2 separate regions of the Homo sapiens genome follow, and region 2 is linked to region 1. The links are chromatin loops, found by intact Hi-C in ENCODE. Cell type or tissue: tibial artery. All regions are shown on one strand.

Region 1 (8,000 bases):
ATTAAAAACTTTTGTGATTTAAAAGATGTGATTAAGGAAATGAAAAGACAGCCACAGAATGGGAGAAAATATTTGCAAGTCATAGATCTGATAAAGGACTTGTATCCAGAACATATAAAAAACCCTTGCAACTCAATAATAGAACAGACTACTTAATTAGAAAATGGGCAAGAGAGTTGAATAAACATTTCACCAAAGAAGACTATGAATGGCTAATAAGCACATGAAAAGTGGCTCAACATCATTAGTCATTAGGGAAATGCAAATCAAAACCACAATGAGATACCATTACATACTCACTAAAAGGGCTAAAATAGAAAAGACCATGTATTTGCAAGGCTGTGGAGAAAGTGGAACCTTTATACTTTACTGGTGAGAAAGCAAAATGGTATAAATCCTTTGGAAACAGTTTAGAAGTTTCTTAGAAAGTTAAACAGAAATTTGCCCTATGCCTTCTCAGTAATAATAGATCAAGCAGATAAAAACATTCCAATGAGAATATAGAAGATTTGAACAGACCAACTAACAAGCTTGTTCCAGTGGATATGAACATAACACTGCACCCAACAATGTCAGAATATACCTTGTTTTCAAGTACAGAAGGCACATTTACAAAAATTGACCACATTTTTGCCGTAAATCATATTTCAAAACATTCTAAAGGATTAATATCATATGGATTGCTTTCTCTGACAAGAGGGCAACATTATGAGAAAGCTGTGCTACAATTATAACAATGACAAAAACCACATTGCTACAGAACTCCTAGGATAAACAAGAGATCATAATGGAGATTAGAAAAATACTAAAGTGAATGAAGATTAAAATTAAATGCCATATATCAAAATGTGGGAGATGTAGTTTGGATGATATTTAAAGGAAAAATTTATAACCTTAAATGCATACCTTAAAAATTTAGAAAGCCATGAGATTGACAGTGGTTAGAAAAATTAAAACGAAAAGGAAATTTAGGAAGCCTGAAAATTAAGAATTATCCTCTTCTTAATTTAGAGAGGTTAGAGAAAGAACAGTATATTAAGGCCAAGTAAATAGAAGGAATAAAATAAACAGAAGTGAATGAAACAAAACAAAATCACAATAGAGAGGATCAGCAAAGCCAGAAGTCCACGAAACATTTAATAAGACAGGGGAATAGTGTCAAGTTTGACCACTAAGGGGGAAAACAGTGAAGGCACAAATAAATAATATTGAGAATAAAAAATGGGACTAAATGCTAATGGACGGACATTAAAATTATAATAAATGCCAATGAACATGGAAACTAAAATGAAATGTATAAATTCCTAGAATATATAACTTATCAAAACTGATACAAGAAGAAATAGAAAACCTGAACAGTCCATAATTATTAGAGCGATTGAATCAGGAATGATGAATCTTCCCACAAAGAAAACACCAGGCCTAGATGTCTTTACCTTTAAATTCCACCAAACATTTGAGGAAAATAAAATTCTAATCTTATACAAAATATCCCAATATAGGAAAAGAGGGAACACTTCTTAAGTTAGTCTGTGAGGCTCACATACATTTGACACCAAAGCCTGATGAAGACCATACAAGACAGGAAAATTATGTCATGTATGTATCTCACACATAAATACTGGCACAAAAATTCTGATATATTAAATATTAGTAAGTGAGATTTCAGCAGTGTTTAAGAAATAATATACAATGTGAAGGATTGGTGGGTGTGAGGAGAGGCCGGAGACCGCATATATGGCTGGAAAAATAATCCAAGTAAGAGATGATAAAGGCCTGAACTCAGCAGGGGTTGGGCTAAAGGGAGAGGATGAACAGCAGCACGGCGGCTCTGGGGGTGCAGCTCGGGGAACTGCCCAAGACAAAAAAGCCTTGGGGTCCAGCTTGTGGCCTGGTTGATGGAGGAGTCACACTGGAATGAGGGAAAGGGTAGCAGTGTCTGGGGGCAAACACCCAATTCTGGGAGGCTGGGCCTGCCTGCATCCTGGAGGTTGGGGTCATGCACGAAGCTTGGTAAAGGCATGGGCAGGGTGTGGTTTTGGGAGTCCTGGGTTGGGGGGCATTCTCATCCTGGAGGCCTGGATTCTGCGACCGGAGGCAGTGAAAGGAGTGTCAGGTGGTGGGGGCCCCTTCCCGCCCAACGCTTTCTGAACTGCGGCATGGAAACCCAGGACTCCCCTGTGTCCGGCTCTCAGCCATGAACATTTCCGGCAAAAACAGAGAAGAAAGAAACTCTCCCAGCCCACTGTGCTCCTCATATCAGCAAAAGCAGTATGAGCTTAGCTTGCAAAATAAACAGGGCCCAACGTAAACAGTGTGGCAGGTCCTGGAGACCAAGCTAAGAATACTTGCTGGGGGAGGAGGGCTGGAGCGGCCTCTGCCATCGATTCCTCAGAATGTCTGGGGTATGCAGCCCCCACACAGACTGCCAGCCCTGTGTGGGACTTCAGGAAGCCCAGTGGGGCCAGAGGGGGAGTGGGCAGGGCCAGCTCTCTCCGGACCTCTCCCGACCGCCTGCATTGGTCCCTGGCCCACACTGAAGGCCCTGGGCCCTGCTGCTGGTGCCCCCAGCCTGCCCCTGGCCTCAACCCTCCTCAGCCTCTCCATACGGACTTTGGGTGATATGAAACCCCTCCTTGCTCTCTCTACCTCATCTCCCACCCCTGTCTGTGTCCTCCTTGGGACCAGCTCTTCACCTAACTAGCTGTGTGACCTCAGGCGACCACTCAGCCTCTCTGAGCCTCGGTTTCCCCATCTGTAAAAGAGGATTTATGTGGGCATTTGAGCAAATAAGAGTCCTCTCCAGGATAAAGAAGACAATAATCTAAGATGAAAACAGAAAGGGCATGAGGCAGCTTTTGTGACTTTTGACCCTAAGGACACAAGCAGGAGTCAAACCCTCTCATTTGACAGGGGAGGGAGGCCCGCAGGAAGTAGACTCGCTGTGAGGAGGCCCCTGGATCTGCGGGTGTGGGTGGGTTTCTGCTCTCCACACCCTGGAGTGAGGCAGAACCTAAGCCACCAGGACAGGCACAGGGGTGGAAGGGATCCCTGGAATGGGGACGTCCTGCAAGGTAGTTGGGAGGTCTGTGTTGGAGCAGACACTGCACTGTCAAGCAAGAGTTTTGACGAGCCCGCAGGACTGTGACGAGAAGGGAGACCCCCAGACCCCTCTCTCCAATGTGGGTCCCTGGCCAGGACACCAAGGAAGAAGAGGGCTCCCTGCCAGGGAAACTGAGGCAGCCCTGAACAAGCTCAGCTGGCCTGCACTGGTGAACTCCCTGCAGGGGGACACTCTAGGCCTCCCTGGAGGGGTGCCAGCCAGCTGTGCATCCCGGAGACCTCTCATCCTATGGCTAGGCAAGCTGGCCTGGGGTGGGACTCACTGCACAGCCCAGCTGAGGGGCTGAGCTGAGCTGAGAAAACAGTTGGAGGCTGGGGCCTTGACTCCCTTCCGGCAGGCAGCCAGACCAGCGGGATGAGGTGGGGGAGGGTGCTGGTAGGGAAGGCCAGGGGCTCTGGCTGGGGTTGGCAGGGCCGGCGGGCATTGGCACCGCTGCACGCCTGCTGGGCCTCCGAGGGCCGGGCGGCTGCTGGATTTCCTGCCCCTACTTCCCGAAGTCAGCAGGATTGCGCTTGGGGTATTTACGGTCCCGATGGCTGCACTGATAACGGAGAAAACTCGAGCCAGGCTGTGCCACCAAGCCCTCCAGGCCCAGCCAGGCCCTTTCCTAGGGTCTGTCCCTGAGGGGTGCACCAGTCAGTGGCAGGGCAAGGACCGGGTAGGCTACCACCTACCCACCTAGGTCAGCACAGCTCTGTCAACTCCTTGATGGGCAGCCAGGTTCCAGGTAGACCCCTCAGCGGGGCTGAGATTTAGTGTCGACTGTGGGTGCCACTCACCACCTCAGAGACCCCAGGCAGAGGACTCGAATGTAATGGCAGGGAGCCAGGGCCCACCAGGGCTGTGCATGCAGAATCTACCAGAATCCTCGTGGCCCCGGCTCAGAGCCTGACAGGGCACCAGGATGTGGCCCCAGCCTTGTTCTTAAACCTTGCCCTAGGGATCAGGGACTCCGGAAAATGCTTCCCTTTGTTGCTCAGATGTGAAGAAATTGGGTGCATAATTTTGTGCCTTCAAGGCCAGCGCTGGCCCCTCTGCAGGCCCCCACACCGACCTTGGCTGACTGAGGACTGTGTCCTTGTTCCCAGGCCCCAGCAGGCTGCTGGACGGCTGCTGTGCACGTCAGGAAGGGGCCATTGCACTTCAGGAGGCCCTGTCTGCCACCCACCATCACCCCCGCAGGATGCCAGACTCCAGGTCTGGGCTTAGAGGGTGGCCTGTCCCATGGAGCAGGGGCAGAGCCGTAAGAAAGGTCTGGGACAGTAGTGTAGGCAATGGAACCAGAGCTTGGCAGGGAGTGGCGGGGAAAGGCGGGGGCTGTCCCCAGCCTGTGCTGTCCAGAAAGGGCCACCGACACTCCTGCACGTCAGGGATGTTCACGCCCCGCCTGCCTGGCTGCAGCCGAGATGGAAGCAGGAGTGGAGGCTGGGGAACTGGGTGCCACTCCCTGTCTCTACCACGGCTTTCCTTGATGTCTAGAAACTCCTGGCCATGCCAACAACACAGGGTACCCGGCCCTGCTGTACTGGGTGTGCCAGCCAGGAGTCACCCAGCCCTTGCGCAAAGAGAAAGCCAGGGAAACACCGTGTTCCCCGGGCAGCAGAGAGGCCAAGGCTTCTGGGCCTCTGAGCTTGCCAATCCTGTGAGCTGACCTCTCCCGGGTCTTGCTTCCTGTCCTGCCAGATGGGCGCTATCTCCCACTGGGCCATCTGCCTGGCAAAGGTCTGCACCAGCCCTGCTCAGGTCTGTGCTGACAGAGGGTGGCCAGGCCCATGGGACTCAGGGTACTGTGGTCACACAGCCCCATGGGGCCAGGCACCTGAACACCAGCCTTCGCTCTTTCTGCATGACCCAATTTGCTGGTCTCAGGGCCCCACGGCCGCCCCAGGCCATGGGCAGATGGTGCCAGGTGGGGAGAGGGTGACGCTGCAGGTCCTGGGGGCCAGGACGGGTGGGGCAGGAGCAGGAGCCTGGGCCGGGCTGTGCCTGCCCCGCCTGCCCGGCTGCAGCCGAGATGGAAGCAGGCCAGAGCCAGGCGTTGCCAGGGAAACCGGGCGGCAGACGCACTCCCTGCCCAACTGAAACTCCTCTATTTTTAGCCTCTCAGCTACTTTCAGATAAAGTCCATGTAGACGGACTTGCTGTTCGGCAAGATAACAGCCCGCTTCAAACCACAGAGACTTCAAAGGGCAGTGGTGGGCTCAGCCATGGGCCCGAGAAAGGCCCTCCCACCGCCCAGATCCCCCGGCAGCTCCCAGGGTGCCTGGGGGAGAGGCTCCGGCCTGAGGGACCGAGTGATGGGCACAGAGCCTGGTGGGGAGTGGGGGCCTGGTGGGTTCGGGGTGAACAGAAGATGCCTCTCTTCCCATGAACCCATCCCAGCTGGGCCCTGCACCTCCCTGAGCCCTCGGCCGGCCCCAAGTGGAGGCCCCAGACAGCTGGGCCCAGGAGAAGGCTGGGATGTGAGGCCAGCTTCTGCCACCCTCCACTCAGGACACAGCCAGGAGGCTCGCAGAGCACAAAGCAGACTACGAGAGGCAGCGGGAAAGAGCTGGGGGGAGGGGGCACTTGGTGCCACCTGCCAGTAAAGACGCCACTTGTCAGAGGATGAGAAACCAGCCTGGCCTGGCTCCTTCCATGGGGGACCAATGCCCCGCCAGGTGGGCAGTGGGCCTGGGCCCCTCTTGGGAGTTGCTGGGCAGGCTGCAGTAGGCACTGGCGGGAAGGTGGGGAGGCCTGCAGGAGCTTCACGTTCACACGCAGACCACAGGGAGGTGCCTGCTGGCCCCAGGACGCTAACCAGAACCACCGCAGGCCGGCGCGTGAGCCTACCTTGTCTTCTACTCGGTTCAGGCGGGCGCCGATCGTGTTGCTGCCGCGATCCTTGCTCTTTTCTATGGGGGATAAAACACCCAAATCAGGGCCAAGTGCTGGGGTGGGCCGGGGACCCCAGCTGGGCTTGGGAAGTGGGGTGGTAGGGCTGGGGGAGGTAGCTGAGAGTCAAAATGCCTAAACCTACTAGGACATTTTTAAAAAGCATGCTATGACAAAAATACCAGGGGTGGTACGGTGGCCGGGCATGGCTGCAGCTGGGGACCTGGGCTCCATCCTGCTCCACGCTCTCCACCTCTGACCTCTGAGAGCCCTAGGGGGCTGCCTAAGCTGGCCACACTGCCAGCTGTGCAAGCCCATGCCATTCCACTCCCAGGGCGACACAGGCCTGACTCCAGGCTGGGGGCACAGCCATTCCGCTGCTCCGTTACACCAGCCCACACTATGAGCCGTGGCTGCTGTTTGCATCTGGGCTAGGGAAACCCCAGGGAATGTGCCTTTTCCCTGTCATTCCCCGGAATGACTCACAGCCCCGTGTCCAGGGGACCCAAGGAATTTGGTCAAGGAGCCAGAAAACCAGCCCCCAGGCTGCAGCCAGGTGCTTCTGTCCCTCTCAACTTGAGCCCTGCAAGGCCCCCACCCATAGTCTCTTGAATTCTGGGCTGGCAGCTCACCCCACCCAAACCCCACCCCAGGATCACCCCCTTCTGCAAAGTTGCCCTGGGTTCATGTTTCCACACCTAGAGCCTAACCTCAACGCCCTGGAATTTAAAGGGACCCAGGTAGGTTCTTATGAAACCTGAATATTCCTTTGTAAAATGTACTTTGGAGCCACTTTGCTAAGGGTGGGGTCTACCTCCCCTTACTCCCTGGCTTTCATTTCATGTCATGCACTTTGGAGGTGCAATGGCCCATTCTGACATCATGGGGAGAGCCAGGAGGGCAGAGGTGCGGGAGAGTCCATTGCAGGCTGCTGGGCCCAGAGTAACTGACACAGAAACCCACCTGAGACGGAGATGAACAGTGAGGGCTTCCCAATGGACTGGTCCAGCCTGGAGAGAAGGACACAGACACCAGTTCACACCTGGCCCTGGCACTGCGCAGATGCACTGTCGTCTGTGGGACAGACAGCTTGACGTGCCCGGCAAGACAGTGGACTGTCCACCCACTCTGGGGACACCCCCGACCCTAAGGCCTGCCAGGTCACTCCCAACCCCCCAGAGGGCCATGCTCCCGAGGGGGCTGAGCAGGGATCTCGGAAAGGGGGAGTCGGTGGGCTGCCTCTCAGACTTCCTCCCTGGGGGTAGGAGTGGGAGGCAGTGGATCAGCCATGGGCAAGGCAGCCTGACCCCTCGCCTGTGGCCAGGATGGACACGGGCTCCCAGCCATGCCCTGTAACACACGGAGCTAGTTCCCAGGCGAGCCCATCTCGGAGGCACAGCTGCTCTGAGTCTGTGCAGGCCCGGGAGGATGGTGCTAGCTCCATGGGAACACATTAGCTCCCCACAGTCAGGGTCTCCAGCTCCAGGCCAGTCTGGGGGAGACCCGTGCGGTGGGGCCTGGCACCAGGCAGTGTCTTCCCAGGGCTGGGCCTGGCCCCTTGCTCAGAGGTGACAGGGAAGGCGGGTGGGCTGGCTGCCGAGTGTCCTGAAGTTGTGGGGAGTGTGAAGCTGGTGTTGCTACCTGAGCAGGGACGGAGGCGGGTGTTTGCCTCCCCTACGCGCCTCCCCTACCCCAATTCCCCCATCATCTCAGATCCGGGCGGGGAACAAGGTAGAGCTGCCTGGTGGGCTGGCTGTGAACCGTGGCCGTGGCCAGCTGCCCTCCCTCTGCAGGGCTGGGGGTGGTGAGGAGAAGGGGGTGGTTGAGAGGCAAGAACTCAGGGTCTCAGCCCCTCCCTCCTCCGGCACCGCTGATCATGCAGCTGGGGCCGGGCTGGGCAGGACCTGGGCACCCTCCCCGCTGCCGTTTGGCCGTGCCCACCTCCTCTGCAGCTCCTTGATGCGCACCATGAGGTTGAGGTGGCCCTGCGAGTACTGCTCAA
Region 2 (8,000 bases), 470 kb after region 1:
GCTCCACGCTTCCCACTAAATGTCCTGCCTTAATCACGGACCATGTGGCTGTGAGATGATGGGAAAGCTGATAAGATTTCTCTTTCAAGAATTCTGACACAGGCTACAACACGGATGGACCTTATGGACATAACAGTAAGTGACATAAACCAGACACAAAAGGATGAATCCTGTGTGACCCCACACATATGAGGTTCCTGGAGCAGCTGAATCCATAGAGACGAAAAGTGGATGGTGGGTGCCAGGGACCGGGGCAGAGAATGGGAGTTGGTGTTTACTGGGGACAGAGGTTCAGCTTGAGAAGATGGAAAGTTCTGGAGATAGATGGTGGTGATGGTTGCACAACAATGTGAATGTATTTAATGCCACAAACCATACACTTAACAATGGTTAAGATGGTAAATTTGATGTGATGTATATTTGACCACAATTTGCTCAATGCACCATTGCTGGTTTGAAGGTGGAGGGACCACAGGACCAGGGACAAGGACTTGGGAACCTCAGTCCTACAGCCATGAGGAGTTGACTTGTCAACAGCCTGAATGGTCCTGGAGGCAGATGCTTCCCCGGAGCCTCCAGGTGAGAGTGCAGCCCACCAAGGCCTGACGTCAGTCTGAGAGACCCCGCTCAGGGCACCCACTGAGCCCACCGCGACTTCTGCCCTGGAGAGCTGCGAGATCATAAATGGGCACTGCTTGCAGTCCTTACATCCATGCTGCTTCTTACGCAGCATAGAAAACCAGTGCAGCTTGTGTCTGGGTGGAGCCCTCCAGGCCGTGGGCCACCAGTGTCTTGCAGTCTGCCCTGGGCTGCTGCCTCCAGTGTGGTTTCCTTTGTGCTTGCTCCCAGCCCGTTCCCATGGAGGGATTTGGTGAGCTACCCCTTACCCTTGCATCTGTTCCCAATGGAGCCTGGCTCTCTGGCTGGGCCTTCACTCCCTTCCCTCCTCACAGCTCGGACCCTCCCCTCAGGGATCCCATGAGGGCTGACAGCAGGGGCGTCTTCACCTCTGTGGGCAGCCAGGTGGCAGGAGAGGGGCAGAGGCGCAGCATCGCTCTCCTGCAGCCACCGAAGACTACCCGAGCATCCTCTTGGACCAATAGCAACTGCTTCGGAGTGGAGACAATGTGTGGGTCCACCCTGGGAGCATCTCAAGAGGCTGGGCTCCTGGGGCTGGCGGCCACATGCTCTGAGGAGCAAGGGGATCATGGGGCTGTGGTGGAATGTTCTACAGGGGACCTGTGAGGCTATTGTGGAATGTTCTAGAGGGGATCATGGGGCTGTTGCAGAATGTTCTGGAGGGGATTATGGAGCTGCTGTGGAATGTTCTAGGGGGACTGTGAGGCTGTTGCAGAATGTTCTAGACGGGACTGTGAGGCTATTGTAGAATGCAGAGGACCCAGGGATGAGGGCTTGGATGGCCAGGAAGAGCAAGTGGGTGGGTTAATGGGCATGGCAGGCAGAGACGGGCCAGGCTCCGTGGGGGCAGGAAGAGCTGCCTGGCTGTGGGTTGGACCCTCCCTGCCCCCTAAGCATGAGGAGCTCTGGGGTATTCAAGCACAGAGATCCTGGCCTGGGGCTATAACCTGGAGGCCCAGAAGCATCCATCTCCAGGTCTTGGTAAGGCCTGGGGGTAAGCAAAGGGGGGTCCCCATGTGGGCCATGGGGTGCGGTGCATTGGGTCTGGAAACTCTCCAGGTCTCCCACCCCACCCTGGTGCTCAGCCACCCCCAAAGCGTTTCCTCTACAGTGTCAGCCTGGGGCTTGGTCCCGGGGCTCCCTCCTAGCAGCTGGCAGAGCAGATGCCTCTCGAGCAGAGCTGGAGGACCCTTCCAGAGGGTGTGGGGGCAGGCAGGGGGCCCTACCGTGGGGTCAGGGTGTATTTGCCCTTGCGGTCCAAGCTGCAGCCACAGCGGATGGCAAACCACAGGAAGGAGCTGAAGAGCAAGGCGGACACCTGGGAGGGAGACACCCGCGGCTGCCCCACTGCCCCAGGGTGCGGGCGCCCCTCCCCAGGAAGCATCAGGACTCTGCAGTGTAAGGGGGCGGCCCAGCTGTAGGAGGCAGGCCCTGTCACACCAGAGCAGCTCCCTGAGGTTGGCAGCCAGTGAGGCTCAAGACCAGAGATCCTGTCCCGGGTCACCCTTCCATCTGAGTCGGGGGCTGGGCAGGCTGAGGGGCAGGAGGTGGGAAGGGGCAGTGAGGGAGGCGAGAGGGTACCGTGAGGGCCAGGCCGATGCTGGTCAGGCTGGAGGCGACCTGCTGGTGTGTCCTCAGGAAGCTCCGGATGCCCTGAAGGCAGTCCTGTGAGAGGGCAGCAGGCATGGTACCCGCCCTGAGCGGCCCTCCCTGCCTGGACAAGCGGCCTCTGTGGGGCCATGGAGCTGCAGCGCCCACCTAGGCCAATGCCAGGGCAGCAGGGCGGCGGGTGCGGCACATTCCTAGGAAGCCCCCAGGGCTCTAGGGAAAGGCAGCACGAGCAGGTGAAGCCCAGTGGGACAGGGCTGGCCTCTGTGGGCACTCTGGCACTGCCCTGGGCCCGGCCGGTGCCGTCTCCCAGCTGTCCTGAGCGTCCATGTTGGGCCACACGTTGGCTCCCCTGGGCCGGGCCACTTCGAATTCACTCTGGGTTCCCAGCATCCAGCCCAGGGCCGGGCACAGCACCTTGGTGACCAGAGGGTGATGGCTAACAGGGAGGGCAGGAAGCCAGCTGGTGGAGGGGTGTGAGGGGGGTCCCCGCACAGTCCCAGCTTCCTGGTTCCATCCCAGGCTTCCAGTGCCACCCCAGGGCATGGCACCCAGAGGCATCTTTTCAGAAAAGGGAGGTGGCAGGCCTGTCTCTGAACCCTGGAGATGATGGCAACTGGGGCGGCCTGTGGAGGCCTCCGCAGGGTCTCAGGGCTCACCCTCCTGTCCCCCGCAGGCAGGTCTGCCTCCCTCCCGCCCATGCCAGCCCATCTGGGTGGCTCCGTGCCTGCCGCCTGTGCTGGCTCTTCCGGCTCCCCAGGAGGCTTTGCAGTCGGGCCCATGGCCCTGCCATCCCAAGGGTGCTCGAGGCAGGCCCTCGCTCCTGCTTTTCAGTCGGGGGCCTTTTCAGTCTCTCCTTGGGTGGCACAGGGGTCCTGACTGTTAGCCCTGCCCCCAATGCCGCTGGTCCCTCCCCAGCACCATCCTCAGCGCCAGCCCTTCTGCCCTCAGAGCCTTGGCTGTGGCTCCACCCCTCACCAGGCCTCCAGCCATTTGCTCTCCTCCCCTCTGTTTCTTGGAGGGTCGCCAGGTGCCTCCCACTGTGAGATAGGGTGGGTTTGTTTCCAGGACAGTAGGGGAGGGGAGCGGGGAGGGGAGCAGGGAGGGGGCAGGGTGGGCTGGGGGAGGGCTGCCGGGCACCAGGAGAAAGAGAGGAGGGCCCAGTCTCTCCCAGGGCCCTGGGGAGGAAAGGCTTCCTGGCCTCGGGCCCCGCTCTGTTGTTGCTGAAGCCCTGGCCACACCCTGGCCTACTTCTTCTCCTCTGAGTGCCCTTCAACTCCTTCTGATGCCCCCCAGGACGCCTGCACCCTTCCCCCTAGACAGAGCCCACCACACCAGCCCTGCAGCCCTTGGCACAGAGCCCTCATGGGTGCACTCCAAGAGGCTTCTGTGGACTTAGCTGGCCTTGGGAAGTCCCCAGGCTGGAACTGGCTTGAAGGAGTGAATGGCGCATGGGGCCTGCGTCCAGCTGGGCAAAGGGGCCTGTGTTTATGTCTTGAGCCCAGCCTGGCCACCCAATGGGCTTGGCGTACCATGAACCCTAACTAGCCTCCGATCACATCAGAACCTTCCCTGAGCCCTTCAGCGGCAGTTCCCAAGGGTCTGGGGAGGCCAAGGGGTGGGGTGGGAGGATGGCCCTGGGTCTTGGGGTTGGGCCCCAGGGTGTCCAGCCCCCGAGGGTCTTGCCTGGCCAGCATCCAGGTCCCCCCCTCACCTCTCTCGCCGCCTCCTCTCCCTGACACAGGTCAGCCTCTGTGCTCCCCAGACGGCTGAAAGGAGACTTCTTCCCACAGCACAGAAACTACAGGAACAGAAGGGAGGGAGTGGTGATGTGCTCCCGAGACCCCAGGAGGCGGGCAGCACATATGGGGAAACTGAGGCACCACAAGTATCCAGGTGGGGTTCCCTGCAGGCCAGGGCTGGGGCTACTGGTATTGCAGCTGCTTCTGCTGGGGCTCCAGCCATTGCACAGCCGGGCCCTGGTAAGGGGAGCTCTCTCAAGCTGCGCTGCCTGCCTGCTGGTGACAGAACACCTGCTGGAGCCAGGCAGCTTCCCCGCCCTGTTCACAGGGCCTGTGCGCTGTATGTGCTTTTATTTTTTCTTTTCTTTTTTTTTTTTTTTTAAAGTAGAGACAAGGTCTCCCTATGTTGCTCAGGCTGGTCTCGAACTCCTGGGCTCAAGCAATTCACCTGCCTCAACCTCCTCCCAAAGTGCTGGGATTACAGGTGTGAGCCACTATGTTCGGCCCCGTATTTGCTTTAATGCTCTTGAAATCCTTCAGTGTTTCTGAATACAGGGCCCTGCCCTCTCGTTTTGCACTGGGCCTCGAGAATCTGGTAGGCGGCCTTGTCCTGGGCAGACAGAGGGTGGGAGCTTTTTGCCCCCAGCCCTGAGGGGCAACTCTGGCCTGTGTCCTGGAACCCCCTCGGTGCCTGGCCAGACCTCTCACTGGCCACCCTGCGCCTGTTCTCTGAACTGCAGTCCAAGCAGAAGCTGACCGCCCTGCCACCCAGCCGTCCCCACGCTCACCACGTCCTGGATGGCCGCCAGCTCCTGCCGCCGGACGTGGGACGTACCTTTCATCGCCTGCTCATATACCAGGTCGTAGGTGTCCAGCATGGCGTCCTCCACCTGCACCGAGAGACCACAGGGAGGTCCTGGCCCTGGTGGGAGATCCGGGGACACAGCCCCCTCCCCACGACATCCCAAACGCTAGTGGGCCCTTAGTGCTGAGTGACGTCCCAGCACTGCCCTCCTTGTAGCAGGTGGATCTCCCCAAAGCGGAACCTGGGTCCCTGGGCAGCCAGTCACAGTGCTTCCCAACATCAACGATGGGGCCTTCACACAATGGCCGTCAGAGTGGCCCTCCTGCCCCCAGAGGGTCCCGCAGGATAAAGCAGAGGCCAAGCTCTGCGTCCGCCTCCGCTGTGGTCTTACAAGGTTGGCCCACAGAAGTTTCCAGCACGCTACTGTTGACCCGGAAATGGGGGATGGGGCTGGGCCTGGTGGAAAAGGCTTGAGAGACCCTGTGCCAGGACCTCAGCTCCCAGAAAGCTTGGGGATTCTAGATCTTTCCCAAGAATCACCCGGCTGCCTTCTGGAAGCCCGGGCAGCTGGGCTCCGGGTAAGGCTTTTGACCAGAGAAGCCTTGGGCACCTGAGGCCAGATCTGGGTGGACGAGGCCACTGTGGGGCAGGGGGTGAAGAAGGTGGAAGGTGACGGGGCCTGGCTGGATGTGCTGCCTGCGCTCCACACCTCACCAACACCTGGACCTCATGTCTCCACCCTCCTAAGCAAGATGCTCTCCCCTGCCAAGTTACTCCTTCAAAGACAAACTGGAATCTCGCCTCCTACAGGAAGGCTTCTGTGACTGCTCCAGGAGTCGCTGGTCTCCTGGCACAGGGCGAGGCCCTCTTTGAGGTCCCTGCCCTCTGATGTCTCCTTCCTGCCTCAGAGGCCCTCAGTTCTCCCCCAAATGCCATGCTGACAGTCAAGACACATGAAGGGGGTGCTCAGCAGCTGCCCCAAAGGGCTGGGGGAGGATGGAAGCCCCAGGCCCGCTCTAGCCACTCACACCTGCCCTCCAGAAAGGAAGGGTGGCTTACGGCGGTCCTCATTGCACTGGGGCCCAGCCCCCGTGGCAGGCCCTGACAGCGGCCAACTGGGCGGGCAGTGGGCAGTGGAGGCTCTCGGTCAGCCCTGCCCAAGCCTGGAGGCCCCAACAGGAGTCAGATGGACTTTCCAGGCCAAACTTGGCTCCTGACCCTAATGCATCCCTCCCATTGATGCTAATAAAAGTCAGACCACTCTCCGTGAGTCATCCCCGACTCAGCCAGCCTTGTCCTCCCCGCAGTGCCCAGGGGCGGGCAGGCACCAAGCTGGCCACACCACTGTCGGCCAGGGCGGGGGCCTTGTTCAGCCTCAGCGTCTGTGAGTGTGAAATGGGGGTGGAGTCTGGCCTGGCCATTGTGTCCTCGTGGGTGGAGGTCCTGGTGAGGACTGGAGGCCCAGCGGAGTGGGCCCGGGGGTTGGCTCGGACCTCCCCTCCTGCTTCCCTCCCAACTCCAATGACTGTTCCCATTGTCAGGCGCCTGCCATGGCCCAAGGAGGACAAAGGTGCCTCTGAGGCTGTGAGCAAGGTGTCATTATTACCACAGCATGGGCGAGAGTGACAACTCCTGCTAGTGGCTGAGGGGCCTGCTCTGCCTGCCCTGCCTGGCTCTGCCTGCCCTGCCTGCCCTGCCTGCCCTGCCTGGCTCTTCCTGCCCTGCCTGGCTCTGCCAAGCAGCTCTCCCCACGACTGGGGAAGCAGAGCTCAGCGAGGTAGGCCTCCTACCCCAAAGCCGGTTGTCTGGCCCTGGAGGGCCCTGGAGGCCGGGCCGGCTGCTCTCCACGGGGCCTGGGCTCCTAGGTGATGCTTCACCGTCTGTCTCCATTCCAGGCTCTGGGGGCTCTGAAGGAGCCTGGGGCCTGTGTTTCTCAGGACACCTGGGGGAAGGTGCTGCCTGACAGGTATCAACGCACTAAGCTCCGTCTTCCGGTGCCCGGGGGCTTTTCCCCATGACCAGATCTTCCCTGGTGTCTGCCTGGGCTTGGCGACCCCATCCTGTGTCTGCTGAAAGTGCTCAGGAAGGTACAGACAGGTCCTGAACGGCAGGTGGGGACCAGGAGCTGCAGGAGGCCTGTGGACCAGCCCCACAGGTACAGAGCTGGCTCTGGCCTGAGCCCACTCGGCGGCTGGAGGATCCAGGGAGGGTAGTGGCTCCAGGGTGGGGCAGACTGTGAGGACGAGGCTGCACCCCACACTGCTGTACTTAATTTGAGCATGAATTATTCCCGAAGCAGACTCGTCAGGGCACAGGGGGAGGGTTAAGGCAAAGTGGCTCTCAGCCCTCGAGGAGAACGTAATTAATAGCCCTCAAGCTCCACATTCATCCCTGAAGCCCGGTCCACGCCTCCTGCCCGCATGAGCATCCCAGGGAAGTGGCAGCCAGGACTCCCTGGGGCAAGAGTTGGGGAGGTGGAGGGGCACCCCACTTTCAGCTCTGGGCCCGGGTCTGTGGCCACAGGGCACCACCAAGGGCATGTGGCTGGTCCCTTCCCTCCTCTGTCCTCTGCCTTCCCATCCGCAGGGGCACCACATGAGTCACCCTGACCCTGTGTTCAGGACACCTCAGTGGCCCTGTGGGGAGGGACAGGGGGAATGGGTGAATGGGCCGGGCTGGGCTCTGGGCCCCCGGCTCTCACCTCGACGTTTCCGGTGCCAACAGCTTGGGGCCTTTGGCCTTTGCCACTGTCTAGGCTGCCAGCAGGACTTTGTTGGACAGGGAGCCCAAGGTTGAAGCCCATTCGGCTCTGGTGGGCCCTGAGGGTGGAGGGCAGGAGACGGGATGTGCAGCCGCCCCTCCTGCTCAGGGCCCGGGCCCTGGCACCAAAGCCACTCCATCCACACCCAGGACAGCTTCGAGCAAGTCCCACGTCCTGGAGGACCAGCCTGGGCAACGGGGCACGGCAGGAGGCACGCAGGTGAGGAGGAAGAGTCTTTGCACACACCTGGCCATTCCCACCCATGCAGCCCCTGGATCTTGGTGCTCCCTTCACAGAAAAGGAAACTGAGGCCCAGGAAGTTAAAGTGGCTTGCCCAAGGGCGGCCCAAGGACACTGACTTCATATTCAGAGCTCCTTCACCCAGGCCACCTCCATGGCCACCAGGCCTGACACAGATGATGCCAGAAGTCAAGACCCACTGGGA

Evidence for each region. Peaks named below come from ENCODE experiments on the same cell type or tissue, not always from the same donor. Only the 100,000 strongest peaks of a DNase experiment are listed, where the experiment ranks them.
Region 2: it touches region 1 in a loop (3-fold over the local background); 2 of 110 quality-filtered maps call a loop at or near these places.

What each region holds. Positions count from the first base shown.
Region 1 is chr11:2,775,994-2,783,993 of GRCh38, reverse strand. KCNQ1 (potassium voltage-gated channel subfamily Q member 1) reads right to left here. Exons shown (of 16, transcript NM_000218.3): 13 at 7,940-8,000; 14 at 6,962-7,008; 15 at 5,957-6,018. Among named protein-coding and RNA genes, the nearest start is that of KCNQ1OT1, 80 kb to the right of the region's middle. In tibial artery, a CTCF peak has its summit at 4,651; DNase peaks (open chromatin) are centred at 4,123, 4,783, 5,073, 5,353 and 6 weaker places; H3K4me3 peaks cover 1,009 bases; H3K27ac peaks cover 2,869 bases.
Region 2 is chr11:2,310,533-2,318,532 of GRCh38, reverse strand. It overlaps TSPAN32 (tetraspanin 32), which reads right to left. Exons shown (of 10, transcript NM_139022.3): 5 at 4,778-4,879; 6 at 3,962-4,048; 7 at 2,221-2,304; 8 at 1,866-1,957; 9 at 1,008-1,189; 10 at 329-670. The coding sequence ends at 609. It overlaps LOC124902612 (a long non-coding RNA gene), which reads left to right and starts at 4,046. Exons shown (of 2, transcript XR_007062552.1): 1 at 4,046-4,143; 2 at 4,730-6,068. RefSeq lists an enhancer at 5,370-5,975. In tibial artery, no CTCF peak of the experiment used is centred here; no DNase peak of the experiment used is centred here; H3K4me3 peaks cover 1,087 bases; H3K27ac peaks cover 4,105 bases.